2 separate regions of the Mus musculus genome follow, and region 2 is linked to region 1. A link is a loop called in an ENCODE intact Hi-C map of the cell type or tissue named here. Cell type or tissue: heart. All regions are shown on one strand. Each heading gives the region's core, and the rest is flanking DNA. Links, peaks and the distances in the headings are about the cores only.

Region 1 (9,889 bases), core at 684-8,683:
CGAGGATCCTAATTCAGTCCTCTTGATTGCCCAGCGAGTGCTCTGCCACCCTTTTAACCCTTTTTAACCTCACAGGCCAGCAACCCCAATTACATTCACAATGATACATACCCACAAAAGCTGTTTATTTCCCAAACCTTTTTACCCATAACACAAGCCCTGTAAATCACAGTACCCACAAGCCTACCCAAAGGCAAGTTCTATCTTGTTGTTTTCTTTTCCCCAAAGTCAGGGTCTCACTCTGTAGCTTAGGCTGGTCTTGAACTCATTATGTAGTCTAGGACAGCCTTGAATTTGTAGCAATCCTCCTGCTCTAGTCTTCCAAATGCTGAGATTACACCTGACTTACCAACTTCTAATTTACTTTCTGAAGCTGTAAATTTGCCTATTGTAGATACTTCATGTAAATATTTTTTGGTTTTTTTTCTGGCTGGCTTACTAATCTTTCATGTAGAAAAATCTTCAAGATTCAACCACACAGTGAGCATGCATTAGCATCTCACTCCTTTTCATGGCTGAATAGGATTCCACTGAACACATATATCACGGTATTTTTTGTTTGTTTGTTTCTATTTTTCTTTTATTTAATTGGGTATTTATTTCATTTACATTTCCAATGCTATCCCAAAAGTCCCCCACATGCTCCCCCACCCACTCCCCTACCCACCCACTCCCACTTCTTGGCCCTGGTGTTCCCCTCTACTGAGGCATATTAAGTTTGCATGACCAATGGGCCTCTCTTTCCAGTGATGGCCGACTAGGCCATCTTCTGATACATATGCAGCTAGAGTCAAGAGTTCCGGGGTACTGGTTAGTTCATATTGTTGTTTCACCTATAGGGTTGCAGATCCATTTAGCTCCTTGGGTACTTTCTCTAGATCCTCCATTGGGGGCCCTGTGATCCATCCAATAGCTGACTATGAGCATCCACTTCTGTGTTTGCTAGGCCCCTGCCTAGTCTCACAAGAGACAGCTATATTTGGGTCCTTTCAGCAAAATCTTGCTAGTGTATGCAATGGTGTCAGCGTTTGGAAGCTGATTATGGGATGGATCCCCGGATATGGCAGTCTCTAGATGGTCCATCTTTTTGTCTCAGCTCCAAACTTTGTGTCTGTAACTCCTTCCATGGGTGTTTTGTTTCCAATTCTAAGAAGTGACAAAGTGTCCACACTTTGGTCTTCATTCTTCTTGAGTTTCATGCGTTTAGCAATATCACGGTATTTTTAATCCATTTTTCTGTTGAGTACCTGTTTCTCCTTTTTATCTACTATGAGTAATACTGTAATAAGCACCAGCATACAAATGCTAGTCCTTGTTTTCAGTCGGGGAGAAGGGGAAGTAAACTAGGTCACATAATAATTGCACAGTTAATTTTGGGGGGGGAAATACCCATATTTTCTGCACCATTTTGTTTATGTTCACATCACCATGCACAGCTCTGATTTTGCCTAAACACACAGATGTGAGGCACATGAGTGCCTGGTCCCATGGAGGTCAGAAAAGGGCACTGAGTATCTCTCCAAGCCCTATGTTCTGCTTTTTATTAAGTTGATCCTCACTAGGAATGAAGTCAGATATCAGTGTGGCTATTCTCTACTAAGGCCACTGAGAATCTTTACATGCATTTATATTAGCCATTTATATCTATTTTCTAATCAAAATTTGACCTATGTTTTCTTCTAAGAATTTCATAATTTTAGCTCTTCAAGTTAGATCTTTAATCCACTTGGAGGTCATTGATGTATGAAATAAGGATTTAATTACTTCTTTTTCATGGGGATATCTAGTCCCTCCATTCCACTGCTGAAGAGATGACTTTCCCCTGCTAAACAGTCTTGACATTGGTCCTGAAAACCACCTGAACACAGATGAGATAAGCCACATCCTTTGACCACACCATTACTGAAATGTGTGCTGGGGAAAAATGAAAGCAAAAACACTTAGTGACCTGGCCTAGGTCCTATCAGATAAACAGAGTTCAAGTCCATCTGGGTGCAGCAGTGCGCCTGGGATGGCAGCACCAGTGAGAACAGGCAGGAAGATCAAGGTCAGCCTGGATGAACAGCAGAGCAAGCTCCCTACCCACAAAACTCTCACCACCCATCACAGCTTCGGGAACATAGTAGCCTTCTAAACAGTAACTGTAACTCTACCTTTAAAAAATATTTATCATTCAAACAACCACACGGATACTTTTTGTTTGTTTTTCAAGACAGGGTTCCTCTGTGTAGCCTAGCTGTCCTGGAACTGTCCTGGAACTCAAGGGATCAGCCCCAGTGGTGGGATTAAAGGCCTAAGCCACCACCACCTAACACTGTTTTCTTACTCACTATGTGTATACCTGGGTGTTCACGCGCGCGCGCGCGCACACACACACACACACACACACACACACTGTATATGAGAAGGTCAAAGGACAACCTTCAGAATTCAGTTTTCTCATTCTACAATGTGATGGCAAATACCTTTTCCCACTGAGCTATCTCACCAGTCCTTTAAAAACATCCTGTCAACGTACAGTTTGGATAACATAAAGACACATCCACTACAAGGGCAGAGCACAATAGTTTTTAGTGGATCTGAATTGATGCAGCCCATCATTAATGCCATTTAGCAATGTTATGGCCAGCTCCATAAGCAGCCAGCCCACTGGCAGTCACTCCTGAGGCACCACAGATCCAGTCTTTTCTTTTCTTATAAATTTACCAATTTTAGACATTTCCTATGAATGAAGAAGGCACACTGTGTCTCCCATGACTGGCTTCTTTCAATAGCATATTTCTGAGGTTCCTCTATGCTGTGGTATCTTCCAAGCCTTTGTCACCTTCTAACTGATAAATAATCCTCCACTGTATGGATCGGCCACATCCTGCTTATGCATTCAGCAGCTGCTGGATGGACACTTGTGCTATTTCTACAGTAAGTGGGTAAATGTTTAAGTTTCAGTGTAGACATTTGACGCTTGGACTCGTTTCTCCTTAGTAGATAATGCAATCTCATCCAGGAATATGTGTCCAAACGCACTAATAGTCCTGCCAAGCTGGCCCAGGGGACAAGGACACTTGCCACCAGGCTTACAGTTGGGGTCTGAACACTGACATGTGTAGCCAGCGTGGTAACACAGGCCTATAATCCCAGCACGTGCAAGGTGGATCAGGAACTCAAGGGCATCCTGGACTACAGGAGAAACTGTTCTCAAGTGTACTAGTTAAATGTATTTAAAACACTCAGTATAATGGGTCTGGAAAGATGGCCGAGGGTAACGACCCTTGTCATCAAGCCTGATGTCTCAAGTTCAAGCCCCAGGACCCACACAGTGGAAAGAAAACAGATTCTGACAGGTTGTCCTGACTTCCACACATTTGCCACGTGGCATGCACACACACATAGACACATAAATGCATAAAGCAAGACGACTGTTCACCTCCCCTCAGACATGAAGCCTTCTGAATGGGTGACAGTAGCCCTGCTTGATTTCCACCCCAGAGCATGCAGAGCAAATCCTCCTACCCTTGTTAAATTTTGTATACCTATACCTACACACACACACACACACACACACACACACACACACACACACTTGTTCTTTAATTATACAGTCAAATATCCTAAGCATGTCAACCATTTATTGTACAGTGCTTTGGAACCAGAACGTCTCCCATGTGCCAGGATCGATGAGGGAGGGCTACAAGGTGGGGGTGGGGGGCAGTGTGGGGGGTGGCACAGACAACCGGGCCACGATGCTGCCTTCATAGAGCCTGCATTTCTGTAATGAGCAGACACTGATAAACACCCACTACATGGCTGGAGAACACCTGGGTGCGCTGCTGCCCCTCACTAAGCACAGGCACAGCAGTGATTCACCCCAGTCATCAAGCAAACCAGTAAACTTAAGACATCCTGACTGCTTCAGTAAGGCAGGTCTAACCTAGAGGCTCTCCAGCATCTGCGTGGGAATATACAGGCCCACAGGTTCCAAGTCAGCGTCTATAGACCTCCAGCAGCCTGCATCCAGGATGAGTTTGCTACAGGACACCTACAGACAACCTCTGGGACCAGTCATAAATGTCTGGACATGGAGAAAACAGACTGTACTCAGAGTTAGCTACACAATCTTTGGCCATTCGGGATGCCTTCCATCTCAGGTCCCACCTCTCAGAGGCTGAAAACCTAGGGCGTCCTGTCCACAGCACAAGAGCGCCACCTGCCGTGGGAGTCAGCAAGCACATGCTCTTCTCACCTGGCCCACAGCAGCACCAATACTCCCTGTTCCATCGACGATCCCCGTGACAGTCGCCAGAGCCTCGCTGTTCCCTTGGATCAGCTCTTGGCGACCCAAGTCTGCAGAAATAGCAGAGCTAACCATATTGGATGGTCCGCCGATAAAAAACCCTGAAGCCATAAAGAGAACAGGTTCATGTTAAAATATGATCCACATTTCTAGCCATTGACCAGATAGATAAAATATTCCAATGTCTTAACCAACGTGTTGGTGAGAAACAGAAACTAAAGGAAGTGCTTCTAGATAGTACTTTCAGACTAACTGTATCTGCTCTTCTGAAATCCATTCTCCAGTGATATGACACTCTAGTGTCTATGTCCCAGTGGAACAGTCGGCCATTTCAATGCAGTAGGCATGGACTCATCAACAAACAGTAGCAGCTTGTCAGGGTCCATTACAACACAATTATGTCCCCCAAACACCAATCCACCCGAGTCAACCAACACGCTGGAAAGAGAGGGATGAGACAGTGCTGTTTCAAAGGGATTAAACAGGATTGTCCCCTTTGAAACCACAGCTCTTGTTCTTGTAAGGCACAGCCCTCTGGTGGATGTGGCCTGGCTCTGGTAAACTCAGTCATGTTACTGGAATCATAGCCACACATCTTGCTGAATTAAAAAATTACACACACACACACACACACACACACATATATATAAACATATTTCCCAGTTTTGGCATGAGAGAAAAAAAATCTAGCTATTCTGCACTTCCACAAGCTAGTGGATGGGATTCCAATGTGAGGCCTTACTAAGTCACCTTCTGAAGTCAAAGCCAGACATGGAACAACAAACCAAATTTTTGGGTTTGTCCACAGGGACAGCTTCTGTCTCAGAAGGTTGAAGAAGTTACCCATGGGCAGAGAGAAGTTGGCAAAGACATTTATCTTCCTATCACTTGAGGTCTACATAACAAAGGTTTAGTGTCAGTCCACCTGTGGGAGACAGCTTTCTCTGAGCTCCCAGAGGGACAGCGCAGTGGACAGAAGGGTCGACCATACCTGTAATGGTCATCAGAAGCGCATTGATGGACTTATTGTTTGGAGAGCCTGTGAGAGAAGAGACACACCACAGTGACTTGAAAAGCAGTTGCATGTGCCTCCATCAACAGTGCACAGCAAGCGACTGCATCCCCATCCCTAACCCGCCACAGCACAATCCCTCCAGAGACAACAAAGACAGACGGGGCCCTTCCAGCTTTTGTCCTGTCTCTGGCTACTGCTCAAGCTAATGAGATGTCTAAAAGCCAGAGAACAACTCTACGGCTTTAGAACACACACACATACCCCAAGACCTACTAATTACCATCCTCCCGCTTTAGAAACCTTGCCTCCTTTTATGGTTTTATTGGCTCTAATGCTGTCCCTCTGGAGCCGCCCCTCAAACAAAGCAATACACTCCCAAGCAAGCTTTTAAACAGGTCCACAAAGCAAGGGAGATGACGAGATGACGGTTTCCTCCCCACACAAATAAAACCATGTGATGACAGTTCCCAGGCACTCAGAGCTAATCACAGATCTCTCCATGGCTGGCCACCGACTCTGGGCAAGTGCCTACCTTCAAGAGATCAGGAATCAAGGCAATTACAAAGGAATACTCACGGCTATACCCAACAAGGGACCCGACGGCCAGGAAGAGGCTGAGGGCCAGCACAGGTGCTCTCTTCTGCAGTACGTCAGAGATGAAGCCTAGCAGAGTCCCACCTTCAAGCACAAAGCACACGGTCAGTGGAAAGCAGCTGTGGCTGGGCTCAGCTGTCTGAGACAAGCCCCTCGGGGGACAGATACAGCTGGTTCTCCCAAGTGTCCCCACCACAGTGGCTGCCTATGGACAGGACACCACAAAGTAAGAAAAAAGAAAACTACCAAAACCATCAATATCATACTTACCACTTTCCCTATCAAATAAAAAACAAACTGATTCCCCTGGATTTCCTCATTTGAACTTAAAGCATGAAGAACTGAATCAAGTGAGCCTGCACTTGCCGTCCCCCTGAAGTCTGGAACAGAAAGATCACAAGCTTGAAAGCAGCCCGGATGCCTAGTGTGATCTAGTAAGGCTCAACCTCGACAGCTAGTTTAAGGAAGAGCCCTTGAGCTGCCGCTCCAAACCCACTTCTTTCGCTCTGCACCAAGATGCCTTTAACTGTGGAAGATACAGAAGTATGATCAGGTCCCAGGGCGTCTACATTACCTTTGGCTCTAGACCTAAGACTACCAATAGCCAAGTTCAAATATAATATCAGCGTGACACCTAAGAGCCTTCTGTGCTATTCCTGTGTTCAGGGTAGCTTGGCTTAATGTGTAAATACCACAGACAGAGATGTTAAGGTGAGGCCACAGTGTATAATCTGTTGGTCTTGCCTAAGGGTTTATTATTTCCTCATTTGTATTTCTGGCTACATCGCAAAGCCACTGCTAAAATCTGTTATAGAACTAGGGTTATAGTACATTTCCTAACCCAGGGTTCAATCCCTAGCCTGGAAAATAAAATAAATCTGTTGTATCCAGCAAACACAGACAAGAAAGGAAAGGGAAATCCTTCTGTTTGCCCTTCCTCTGGTACCTGACAATCTACACACTAAGGTGCTATGTTTGCTTCCTTGGCTGGAGATAGCGGGACAGTGGGAGGAAGCCAAAATGAACACATTCCTACTCCATCTTGAATCTCTCACAAAATCAGCTTCAAAGCCAAGCCATCCCTGAAAGCACACAAAGGCGCTGCATTTAAAGAGATTTCCAAGTGTTCCCAGGACAAAAGAGCTGATCCATCACCCGCAGACTAAGAGAAGACAGCCCCTATAAACCACAGCCTGTCAGTCTCAAGCTGGCCCTCTTCCTTTGGACTTTTTGTTCTCACAGAAGCTGCGTGTTTACTGGTAGGACGGGTTGGGAAAGACGGCTGTGGAGCAAGCAATAAAACTTCAAATGAGATTTCCTAACTCTGAAAGATGGCAGGCGACTAACCACGCGGAAGGAGAGGCACACATGCGTACCTATGATACCTCCGACGTCGTACCAAATGGACAGCTTGTCAGCTTCGGCTTCCTTCCACCCGAAGTTGTTACTCAGATAAAAGGGCAGCCAGAAGAAGAAGGAGTAGTTCACTAGCTTCAGGCAGGCGTAGGCCAGTGAGTACTGCAGGAGAAACCACAACTGTCAACAAGCAGCATACAGCACAGCATGGGGTCCTCCCTGACCTTACCCAGAAGCCCTCTTTCTTTACTTCTACTGGTTTCCAAAAAAAGAAAGGAGGAAGGAAGGAAGGAAGGAAGGAAGGAAGGAAGGAAGGAAGGAAGGAAGGAAGGAAGGAAGGAAGGAAGGAATTATGCACAGCTTTTTCTTAACTACCCCCAGTTTCTTCTTCTATCATTTCTCTGGTAAAAGCAAGGCAGTGTTTGAAACCCAGAAAGCAGTACACACTGTACCCACGTTTCTTTATTTAGACAAAAGGTCCCTGGTGTTCATGCTTCCAACCACCATCAGCCACAGGCAAATTGGCCTAGCAAACCTCAGCTCATCTTGCTGGCAGCCAGGCTTTCTTGGTTCTCTCCCCGCAAATTTAATTCTGCAAACTACGGAGAGTTAATGACTCAGTCACAGACAGAAAGACATCTACCTGTGGACCACATCCCACAGAAAAGAGCCTTTCTGGAGGGCCAAAAAGAAAGAGCTATGGTTTCCACTGGCCTCTGGCTCTCTTCTGAAAGAGCTGCCTTAAGTGGGTGATGGCTGAGACTCCTGTACTCAACACATACATTATTACCAGGAAACCCTGACTATTAGCATCAAAGGGAAGGCAGAGGAAGAGGGCGGACTTCAAAGAGTGTCTGGCTAGAACTCCTGCACCCCACCCCCACCCCCACCCCAGTGCCAGTGATTTCCCAGGTGCCACTTGTTTTAAAAGTGCTTCCCTGGCAGGCAGGGTAGCAGACACCCCGTAGAGAGCCAAATCCTGACCACCACAGCTCTCAGCCCAGAAGCCTGCTACAAAGACAAAGGCTTAGCTAGACTTCCTCTCCACCCTGCCAGTGCCAGAGAACAATGGCTTAGGAGTACAAAGGAGCCAGCAAGTAAGTTTCTTGTTTAGCCACAACAAACTGAAGTTCTGTCTCTACCAAAACAACTGCTGGTATAATATTTTTATAACCGAAAGGCACTATGTTCATAAGAACAGGACTACAAGGGCCTAAAGGAACCAGAGTTTCCCTATCTCTATCTCTATTTCCCTATTCCCTAGCTCTAAGAATTAGAGAGTGTTACACTTGACTGACTGCCTGTTCGTAGGGTTAGTTTTTTAGCAGAGAGGCAGAGGGCAGAAGAGAGCTGGGAGGGACAGAGTAGGATGGCTGCAGACTTGCATCATGAAATCAGATGCTTTGTGAACTATACAATGAGCCAGGCAAGATGGGTGCCATCTCCATTCCCTGGCACTGAGACACAAGGATGGGTTGGGAGACTTATCCAAGTCTCACAGAAAGTTACTGGGCAAGCTGCAAACACAACCTAGGCCTCTTAACTTCCACTCCAGTGATAGGACCCCCAAAACATGAAGACAGACAGACTGCAGCAGCAGGAGGGGCTCCGCTCAGACAGAGTTGACCTGGACTGCAAAGGTTGTGGAAATGCTGGGATAAATTACCAAGAAATCCTTGTGTACTCTGTCCTAGGACTGGGCAACTCCCTACTCCCCAGAATGATCAGAATTCACAAATAGGCAGATGATGAACCATTCAAAACCCCTCTTGGTCCAGGTAAATCTGAGAGATCAAAATATTTAAAAACTTGTTAACTGTGCCTTGGCAGTTGCATGATGGATCAGCATCAGCATGTTCACGAGTCACGTCTGGACATGCCCGCCCAACCCCTGTTGTCTGAAGCTTCTATATGTGACAGGGTTTCCATGGCTACCAGGGAAGCTGACAGATGCTACACAACCACCTAGGACTGCATCAGTAGACAGTAGAAGGCAGCGTGCTCCCCACCCAGCACAGCACTGAAGGTACCACACCCGGCCAGCTGTGGAAGGAGACCAGGGAGTCCTTACCGGGATGACCCCAGGAAGGCAGCAAGCCTGATGAAAGCTTATGGCCTTCACTTGGACGACAGCCCTGTCCTCCTGGATCGAATAGTTAGGCTCATAGTCATCTTCATTTTCAGCACCATCGATGAGTGGCCTCTGTGAATCTTCTTCCGAGCTCTCCTCTGCCCCGATACTCGGGAGACCTAGGAGAGTATTAACAGCGGCCCTGTACAGACACAGCCTGTGTGCCTGGCCTTCCGAGGCTCTGCACACATCACCACTCACAATGTTGATACTGTCCTTATTTTCATCTTGTAGGAGACCAAGGCCAACTATAGCCGACTGAGGCTACCAAGCCCATTCAGTCAGGACGAGCTGCACGCTTCTCAGCTCCTGAGGCTTCGCTTGTACACCCCACAGTTAGCCGTAAGAAAAGAGCAGACTGAATCGTTTTCATAAAGGAAAAGAATCCAGTCTCAAGACGTTACTCTCTTAGCCAGTGTCTCAGACATACAAACCATCTGCAAATGTCTGGTTCTTCCTGTTGTGAGAAGGTGAGCTGCACTCCTCTCAACTCCCTGTAGTG
Region 2 (9,889 bases), core at 956-8,955, 80 kb before region 1:
TGGGTTCCACCTGTAGAACTGGAAAGAGGAAAGAAAGAAGAGATGGTTTTGGACAATTTGTATCCCTAACAATGAATGTTGTTGGCTTCACTTTCATTGAACACTGCCATCCCTTGCGATCTAGATCCCATGTTGTCTGGTATAGTAGCCACCAGCCACTGGAGGCTACTGAGCACTTAAAATGTGGCCAGGCTAATTGAAATATGCTGAATTACCCCAATGTTAGACTGTAAAGTCCCAGTAAGCAAAAAATGTGATATCACATCCACAAATTTAATACCAATTACATATTAAAATTATATTTTGGATCTGTTGTTTTAAATGAAATACATTATTAAAATTTTACCTCAGGGCTGGAGAGAGGTCTCAGTGGTTAAGAACACTGACTGCTTTTCTGAAGGTCATGAGTTCAAATCCCAGCAACCACATAGTGGCTCACAACCACCCGTAATGAGATCTGATGCCCTCTTCTGGTGTGTCTGAAGACAGCTACAGTGTACTTATAATAAATAAATAAACAAACAAACAAACAAACAAACAAATAAATAAAACATCTAAAATTAAAAAAAATTTTTTTTTAATTAGCCCCTTTTGCTTCCCTTGTTTTAGCGTTGCCAATAGGACATCTTAACTTCCTCACGCTGCTTCTAGAGGCCTCTTGTTCTGGGTGAAGGAGGGATCTGTATCTGGGGGGTAGGGTTAAAGTTTGTCTGAGTCCTTGAGGTTTGTGCATATCACTGATATATATACATTTTTTTTAATTAAAGATAAAACAAAGGGAGCTGGAGATGACTCTGCAGTTAAGAACACCTGCTGCTCTTGCAGAATTCAGTCCCAGCACCTACGTCAAGCAGTTCATGCCACCTGTGACTCCAGCTCCGAGGGATCTGGCTGGCCTCTGCAGGTGCTCATACACACATGTGCAAGCACACATACTCAGACATACAATAATAAATAAAAATACTTTAGTAAGTAAATAAAGAGCATCTTGATACATTCAAAGGAACGATGAACAAGGGACTGAAAGATAGCCCTGCGACAGCTCACAGCTGGAATACCAGTGTTCTGGAGGCTGAGGCAGGGAGATTGCCATGAGTTCTAGAATAGCCTCTCAACTACAGATTGATAACTTGTCTCAAAAAAACAAAACAAAACAGAGGGCTGGAGAGATGGATCAGTGCTTAAGAGAGCTTGCTGCTCTTCCAGAGGATCTGAGTTCGAGTCCGGGCACCCACTTTATGGCTCGCTACTGCCCATAATTCCAGTTCCTGGGGATTTTAGACCTTTAGGCTCAAACATTCTAGGGTACTGCACACACTCGAGTACACTCACACACACACACTCACACACACACAAATAATAAAAGTAACACACAAATTGATTGCCAGCTTGAAAACCTGAGTTCAGTCCCCGGGATCTGAGTAACAGGAGAAAACCACCTCATTCAAGTCCTCTGACGTCCACACGGATGCTTGGCACAGAGCCCTCCTCCTAATCAGTAAGATATACAGACATAATTCATTTTACACATACGCAAATCCAGGTCCCATATGGAATATGCTTATAGGATAGCTGAGGTAGGTTAAAAACAAGAAGGAGGAGGAGGAGGAGGAGAGGTAGAGGAGGAGGAGGAGGAGAGGTAGAGGAGGAGGAGGAAGAGGTAGAGGAGGCAGAGGAGGAGGAGGAGGAGAGGTAGAGGAGGAGGAGGAGGAGGAGGAGGAGGAGGAGGAGGAGGAGGAGGAGGAGGAGAAGCCTAGACATGCGGCTTAGTTGGCAGAGTGTTTGCCTACCATGCATGAAGCCAGGGGTTCAATCCCCAGTGCCATATAAACAGGGTATGTAACTTACAACTCCAGTGCTCAGGAAGTGTAGTTGGGAGGAACAGCACAACGTCATCGTTAGGTGTGAACATAGCAGTTCAAGGCCACCCTAGGCTCTGTAAGACCCAGAGGCAGAGAGGAAGAGTGGGAGAGGAGGGATGGGGAGTGGGGAGATGCAGTCACGGGTTAAGACTCTTCCATCTGGACAGATACAGGCCAGATACAGAGATGGAGAAACATGTTAGTAACAAGCCAGTGTCCTGGTTCCAGCATCATGTGCTCATTACCGTCCTGAGCTAGAACCACTTAATGACTCTGCTTAAAGCCCCCGTGAGTGATGTCGGGGGAGTAATAAAGGAAAGCGTCTCTGCGGATGGCCAGCTCACAGAACTCATCACCCCAAGCCGAGGTCAGTCTGGCAATACAAAGTCTTGGAGGCTTTGGCTGTCACCAGAACCCTAATGACTCAGTGAGGGATGTGTCCTTTGAGGCTACTGACAGGCACAGGCCTTCTGTTCATGGTGCTTCCTTCAGGGCGCATAGGAAGAGTTACAAGCAGCACAACATGGGCGAGCAGGCTGCCTCTAAGGCTGGAGCGTCTGGAACACTGCCACAGAGCAAGGATTAACCAATCTCACAGATGAAATGCTGACTGTCCCAACGTGATTCTTCTTAGACCAAGTACTGAAGTAAGGGGTTTCTGCCCTGTTCTTTCCCATTTATTTATTTTTTTAAAAAAGATCTATTTATTTATTTTATGTATATGAGTACTCTGTAGTTGTACAGAGGGTTGTGAGCCTTCATGTGGTTGTTGGGAATTGAATTTAGGACCTCTGGTCACTCCAGTTGGCCCAACTCACTCAGTTCCTGCTCGCTCCAACCCCAAGATTTATTTATTATTTTAAATAAGTACTCTGTAGTTGTCTTCAGACACATCAGAAGAGGGTGTCAGATCTCATTACAGGTGGTTGTGAGCCACCATGTGGTTGCTGGGATTTGAACTCAGGACCTCTGGAAGAGCAGTCAGTGCTCTTACCTGCTGAGCCATCTGCCAGCCCATTCTTTCCCATTTAGCTCCCGAGTAAACAACAGAAACACATCAGAATTTTTTTTAACAAGCTACAAATCTAAACTGGGCAGGTTCTGAGACTATTATAACCTGCCTAGGCTATTAATAATCAGATAAATGCTCCATTGCTTGCCAACTGAGTCTGGCTGTATTTCATGGATGTCCTCAATGTGAGCATCTCTTGGCCATGTGCTCATGGTCCATCCTGCCTCATAGGATGCTGCTTCTTCCCCTACCTTTTTCTTCTTCACAGGGGCCCTGTCTAGTTTCCAGACCTGGGGAGTGGGGTGCATATTTTACATATCAAAGTAGACCTGACCTCCAGGTTCTCCCAACCTGGCATACCCTGAACTTTCCAGCCCAGAGACTGGGCTGCCCTTCCCCCCAGAGGCTCTTATATAATCCAGACATTTTGGTCTCTCCCTTCCCCCTCTCCTCTCTCTCCCTTCCCATGAAAACTTCCTTGGCCTCTTTCCTTGGGGCCAGTGAACTTGCCTGCCAAAGAGCTGCTTTCCCAATAAATCTGCATTTAATATAATCTAATCTGATTTGAATCGGCTCATTTCACTGGTGGAAAAATAATATATCAGCCCCTACCCGAAACCCCCCTATTCGATTTCAAGTTTCGTCTTCCTCTCTCTTCTGCCCAGGCACAGGCTTTAGCCTTTTATTAATGAATCAGAGATCACCAGGGAGCATCCTTTACAGCACATTGGTCAATACAATGCCCATGTCCAGACTGCAACCTGATCTCAGGGCACAGAACTCAGCATCTGAGTACACAGCGCACGAGACCGCCCAGACAACCAGCTACAATGCATCGCTGGGAATTTCAAACACTGAGCTTATGGAAATCTGACAGGTGTGTTTATCCACTGGGATCTCAAGGGTTGCCACTGTAATAGCTAGCATTATTGATCTTGACTATGCATTATGTGCTTATTCATCCAATACTTAAAACAACCCTCAAAGCTTGACGCTCTCCCGTTTGATAGACGAGAAAACCCAAGGCACAGAGAAGTGCCTCTTTTAGGTCCCACAAGTGATCCAACACTCAAAACACACATCCACCGACTCTAGAATGTAATCTGCTACTTCTCCCTTGGACTAGTGAAGTCACCCCTGCAACGCTGCCAGGGAACACTTCATTCTCCGCCTCACCCTGTGGGCCACGTGTGGCTATAATAGAATGCAGTTCTGCTGTGGTGATAGATGGTCTTTGAGAAGCCATAAGGATTGCCACTGGGCGGGTAGAATATATCTAGCTAAATCTAGAGGTCAGACTTCTGACCTCTGCCCTACCCAGCACCCAGTGCTAGCTTATGGATAGGCTGCTGTTACCATCTCTTTCCACTTCTGTAGGAAGGAACTGCCAGGCATGGGCTGTAGCAAAGCAAAGGACTAGCCAGACAGACACATGTTTGCAAAGGCTGGCTGGGGTGCCTCTGTGTCTGGGGGTCTGTCCCCAGAGAAGCAGGCTTCACTGCCCTGTACTACTCTAGATCCTAGGAATGCTAGCGAAGAAAACTACATCTAAGGCTCTAAGACAGAAAGTGATATCAGGTGTGGGGAAAGATGAGCTCTAAGTGATGAGCTGACAAACCAGAATCCAACGAGTGCTGAGCATCCTGGCAGAGCAAGGAGCCTGCGCCATGGAGTTGAACCTTCATCCTGATATCACTGCCTATGGGGCGCAATAGACAGGACCCTGAACCTCAGGCTCCCAGGGGTTCTTATAAGCTTTGCTAGCTTACACAGAGGTACTGGCAGCCAAGCTGTGTCTGCTTAGAAGAAGGACCCCAATTCACACAGGTTCCGATATGCCCAGGGGGCCCCTGAGACTTACCCCCGACCCCCACTCTATTTTATTACCATCTTTTCCGCTTTTCTGCCATTGACGGTACAGGTAAGATTCAGGGGACCCAGAAATACCAGGATTCAACTGTGGCTCTTCCACCCTGTCCTCACGTAGAGGGACAAGCAAATGGCTCAAAGCCTAAAGTGACATTTCAGGCTGAATTCTGCGCTAGACAAATAACTGAGGCTGGGAATTCCAGGAACCAGAGCCTCACCCCCTCACACACACACACACACACAGCTGTACAGGACTCCAGTAAGGAGGAAAAGGGAGGGCAATTAGGCCAGAACTGGGTTCAGTTTCCTGTCCCCAGAGCTGGAAAAGAGCCAGAAGAGCTAAGTCCAACCACCCCAGGGGCAGGAAGTGGGAGACCAGGCCACACCGAAGCCCCAGATCAAGCCTTTAACAGCTGTTCCTGGGACAGAAGCCAATCCAGGTTGGGGTGTGGTGAGCCTCCTACCCTTCCAGAACAAGATTTCATTTAATCCCCGTTCTTGCCTCGCTTACAGAGGAGGAAACGGAAACACATGCTAAATAAGGATCAGAACCAGGTCAAGGTCACTCAGCTGCTGGAGAGCAGAGCTGGCTTGAATCTTGGTAGACCCTAGGACCTCTGCACAGGTTCCCCTTGGGAATTGATGGTAGCTCACAGACAGGCCCTCTCCAGGAACTGCCCTGCCTGAAAGGAGGTGCCAAGGACAAGGTTGGTCTCCTCCTGGGGCCAAATCATTTGTGTGGCCATGAAACTGAGAAACAAGGGAGCAAAGACCTCAAGACCACCCACACTGACTTCAGCACTCCTGTGGGATGGAGAAGGCCTTGTGGTTTTTATTTGGGGGGGGGGGGGGTCTTTCTTTATACTGTCTCATACTATACCACGCAGGCATCAAACTCACATTAATCCTCCTGCATCAGCCTTCAGAGAATTGGGAATCCAGGCTTGAGCCCCCATGCTGCCAAGGCCTAAGTTTTTGTCCAAATAAAAATTTCCGTTTTCTTCTTCTTCTTTTCTTCTTCTTTTCTTCTTCTTTCTTCTTCTTCCTTCTTCTTCTTCTTCTTCTTCTTCTTCTTCTTCTTCTTCTTCTTCTTCTTCTTCTTTCTCCTCTCCTTCTCCTCCTTCTCCTCCTCCTCCTCCTCCTCCTCCTCCTTCTTCTTCTGTAAAATTCTGGCTAGTGTGAGCTAGGCCTTTAATCCCAGCAGGGGAAGATACATCTCTGTGTGTTCCAGGCTAGCCAAGACTCCATAGTGAAAGCCTGCCTATAAATAAATAAAATTAAGTAATTAACTTTAAAAATATATGTACAAATAAAATACTTCAAAAATGTGCGTGTCATCCTTGCACAGGGGCTGTGCTAATCCTCTCTATCATTTTAGTATATGTGTTGCCAAATTGAGCACCACAACTGTATTTCCTTGCAACCTCTCCCTAGGCCTCATCCTGCTTCCCTGCCTTAGCCTCCTTCTTAGCGTTTACCAACCCAGCCCTTTCCACATTCAGCTTTCTGCACCCAAATCTCTCTCCCCTGCTTGGCTTTGTGGGCATCCTTCCTAGGAGGTTCCACAAGCTCATCTTTGTATAGCCCTGCCTGCACTTCACATTAGCTAGGATAGAACAGTCAAGACTCCAAAATGGGTTAAGAAGGCCTCTAGGATTAGCATCAGTCAGCAGTCCTGCTATTCCTAAGCTAGTGAGTGGGACAGAGGGAGAGAGGGGGAGAGAGGGAGGAAGGGAGGGAGGGACAGAGACAGAGACAGAGACAGAGACAGAAACAGAGAGAGCATGCACACCTCTGCTCCAAACATCATTTAGGGACGTAGGGGTCAACCAGTTCAGGAGAAATGAGCACAGAGATACAGCAGTCCTTGCTAAAGACACCAGGAAGGTAAGTGTAGGACCTGGCTTTGCACTTCCTGTGTCTTGACTTCCTGTGGCTGGAGACTACTTGCAGCATGTGGAGTTGATGCCTAGGTTTTGAGACAGGAAAGACAAGAAAAATTAATTCCTCACTCGATAGTACGGCTGAAGCTTCTAACTAGTTGAGAATCAAGAGTTCCAGCTATCAAGTTTGGTGGCACATCCCAGCACCCTGGAGGCAGAAGCAGGTGGTTGTCTGTGGGTTCAAGGCTAGCCTGGTCTACAAAGAGAGTTCTAGGACAGACAAGTCTACACAGAAAAATCCTGTCTCAAACAAAACAAAACAAAACAAAAACAAAAACAAAAACAAAAAAACAAAACAAAACAAAAAACCTTCCTGGTTATCAACATTTGTTATATTGTTACCACCAGAGGAAGTATTTCTTTTATATAGAAATACTTTCAGATATGAATGTTAAAATAACAACAAACCTGGCTTAAGGCCTGCATCTGTATGACCTCAGGTAGGACCTTACTCCTCTCCTAGATTTTTTCCCAGAATTCCACATACAAAACATTGTATTATATTATATTATATTACATTATATTACATTACATTATATTATGCTGGCAAAAGGGCTCAGTGGGTAAAGGTGCCAACCCAAGTTCTATCACCTGGACTGACATGGTAGAAATATAGAATTAACTCCTTTAATTGACCTCTGACCTCCTCATGCATGTGCAGATATAGATAGATAGATAGATAGATAGACACACACACACATATATACACAGCCAATTTAAAAACATTATTAACTAATTCACAGTGAGGCATCCTATTGCTTCCCTGTGTCAAGTACAATCCTGTCTGGCATACCTTTGTCCATCCTGAGATTTCATTTACATTTCTTAGCAAACTTTGTAAATAACAACTTTCGAAACAACCAGAATCCTACATGTAAGTATTGTTAAGCCAGCTGGACTCGACCCTTTGTCCTAAGCACCTCTCTATTAACCTCTGCTCTTAAGTATGTTTAAATAATGTTTTATAAAGAGTCTGGGGAAATGGCTCACATACTCCACCTGCAGCCAGGAGTCCAACATCCCCCGTGTCAAGCAACTCCCAACTGCCTGGAACTCCACCTCCAGAGTCTATCTGCTGCCACTACCTCCAGAACTAGTTCCAGGACAGCCAGGGCTCAGAAAAACATATCTATATCTTATCTATCTCTATCTATTTACCTATCTATCTATCTATCTATCTATCTGTGCTATTTAATAAACTCTGTAAGGAATGGCAGCAAGCACCTTTATTCCTAGCATGCAGGAAGCAGAAACAGGTCATTTCTGTGAGTCCCAGACCAGCCAGGGACACACAGTGAGACCCTGTCTCAACAGCTAAACAAACTAAATCCGAGCTGTGATGCTGCGGCTATAGCTCAGGTGGTAGAGTGCTAACCTAGAAAGTGCAACGTCCTGGGTCTGAACTCTACACCCCATAAAAGCAGGCATGATGGTATATGCTTGTCATCCTAGCACTTGAGAGGGAGAGCCAGGAGGATCAGAAAGTCAAGGTTAAACTCTGATACATAGCAAGGTTGAGGACAGCCTGGGCTACATGACGCCAGGTTTCAAATGAAATAAACTCTATCTCTGCTTCATGCTGGCCTTGTCCAAAATTCTTTCCTGCTGTGATGATTATAATTGGGTTTGAGGTCCCTGTAAGGGAGGGGAGCTCTATAAAGGGGAGAAAATGGCTGCCACAGTTGATAGCTAAAGTGAAGCTAAATCTTCAATCCCATACCACCACTGACAGGAATGGAGTAAACACAAGCAGGAAGCCAGTGTGGGGTCAGGAATGACTATCATCACCATCATCATCATCATTTTGTTTTTTGAGACAGGGTCTCACTTTGTAGACCAGGCTGCCCTCAAATTCACAGAGATCTACCCGCCTCTGCTTCCTGAGTGCTGGGTGTGCGACACTGCACCCAGCTTTCCTTTTTGCTTTGGGACAGTCTTTTGTATCCCCACACTCACTGGACAGCTGTGGATGGCATTGAATGCCTGTTCATTATGCTACCACACTTGAAGATAAACATTTTAAAATGGAAGCACTATCCCTGTACGGATGACAGTACTTAAACCCAAAGCCCCCACAGGTGTAAGGTCTCCTTGCTGAGCCTGCAGGCTTAGCTCCTTCTGGCTCTGTGCTCCATGCAGCTTCAAGGATCCCAACCTCCACTGTCTGGCTGTTTGTTTTCCTTAGGCATAATAACTGGTGAGTTCTTTTCTGTATCCATTTTTAATTATCTCGTCTATGAAACTGAGAACCTGCAAAGGGAACCCAGTGTTTCCTGGTGACACAGCAGACTTGGTCCATAGTTGTTTCCACACACTTTAAACATGTGGTGTTCACTGGCTCAAAGGAGGGTGGCTACAAATGACCTCAATCCACATAAGGAGGAAGGGAAGAGAGGGCCACTGGCCTATCCCTGGAAGAGGAATCAGGTGACCGTGGAGAGGTAAGGACTAAGAAGCCCAGCTAGCTTCAGGCTCCAGGGAGTCCAGGCCCAGGTTGGAAACACTTATCAGCTGCCATCCCTGTCCCTACCCCGCCCCCCCCCCACCTCCTCTGTGCCCCCATGATCCCCTAGGCCAGGACCTGGGCTGCAGAGACATCTGCTTCTATTTGTTTTTCCTTTTCCCTTTCCCTTGATGTCACCCACCTCACCCCACCCTGTGACTCCCGGGAGAGAGCTCACCTCACCTCGGGAGGGACTCGTTTAGTCACTTCTTTCTAAGCCAGGGAGAGAGAAGGAAGGGGGAGGGGAGGAAAGACCAGAGACTTGTGGTACTGGCATTAAGACTAAACACAGCCTGAAGCTGACACCCTGAGGTCAAAGTGGAGAAAGAAAAAAAAAAAAAAAAGACGGGTGAAAGGCTGTGCTAAGAAAAGCTAAGAAAAGCACCAGGGAACAGACTGTGGGGTGAACCTGAGCTGAGGAGAAACTCGATGACTCTTACCTTTGGGTCACACCTAGGCTAATAACCACGACTGGAAATTCCTGTTGGGAAGAGGCAGCTTTTTCTTATTGAGATAATAAGCCCTCGGTGTTGAACCTGGAACACTTTCAGACCAGTGGAGGCTCCCGCAAACTCATGGGGAACCTTTGTGTAAATCAGAAAGGGGAGGTCTTTTCTCCAGGCGGTCACGACCTCCAGCTTGGCCCGGTGTCTCTGCTTTCCCAGCTGACTACCTGGGCAAAGGTACATCTGACACTCGC

The links. Hi-C counts contacts between places; a loop is a spot of excess contacts. Peaks named below come from ENCODE experiments on the same cell type or tissue, not always from the same donor. Only the 100,000 strongest peaks of a DNase experiment are listed, where the experiment ranks them.
Region 2: a loop joins it to region 1, with 2.2 times the contacts of the local background. A loop is called at or near these places in 6 of 42 quality-filtered maps.

The regions. Positions count from the first base shown.
Region 1 is chr6:39,340,013-39,349,901 of GRCm38, forward strand. Slc37a3 (solute carrier family 37 (glycerol-3-phosphate transporter), member 3) reads right to left here. Exons shown (of 15, transcript NM_028123.3): 9 at 9,328-9,506; 10 at 7,277-7,418; 11 at 5,883-5,984; 12 at 5,283-5,330; 13 at 4,241-4,392. Among named protein-coding and RNA genes, the nearest start is that of Slc37a3, 33 kb to the right of the region's middle. In heart, for the core only: CTCF peaks have their summits at 4,209 and 8,576; DNase peaks (open chromatin) are centred at 4,219 and 8,269; H3K27ac peaks cover 482 bases.
Region 2 is chr6:39,259,798-39,269,686 of GRCm38, forward strand. Gm34147 (a long non-coding RNA gene) reads right to left here and starts at 5,814. Exons shown (of 4, transcript XR_377568.2): 1 at 5,644-5,814. Gm26008 (a long non-coding RNA gene) reads right to left here. Exons shown (of 6, transcript XR_001785221.2): 5 at 6,536-6,712; 6 at 5,853-6,004. It also overlaps the pseudogene LOC115490450. In heart, for the core only: no CTCF peak of the experiment used is centred there; DNase peaks (open chromatin) are centred at 2,334, 4,044 and 5,114.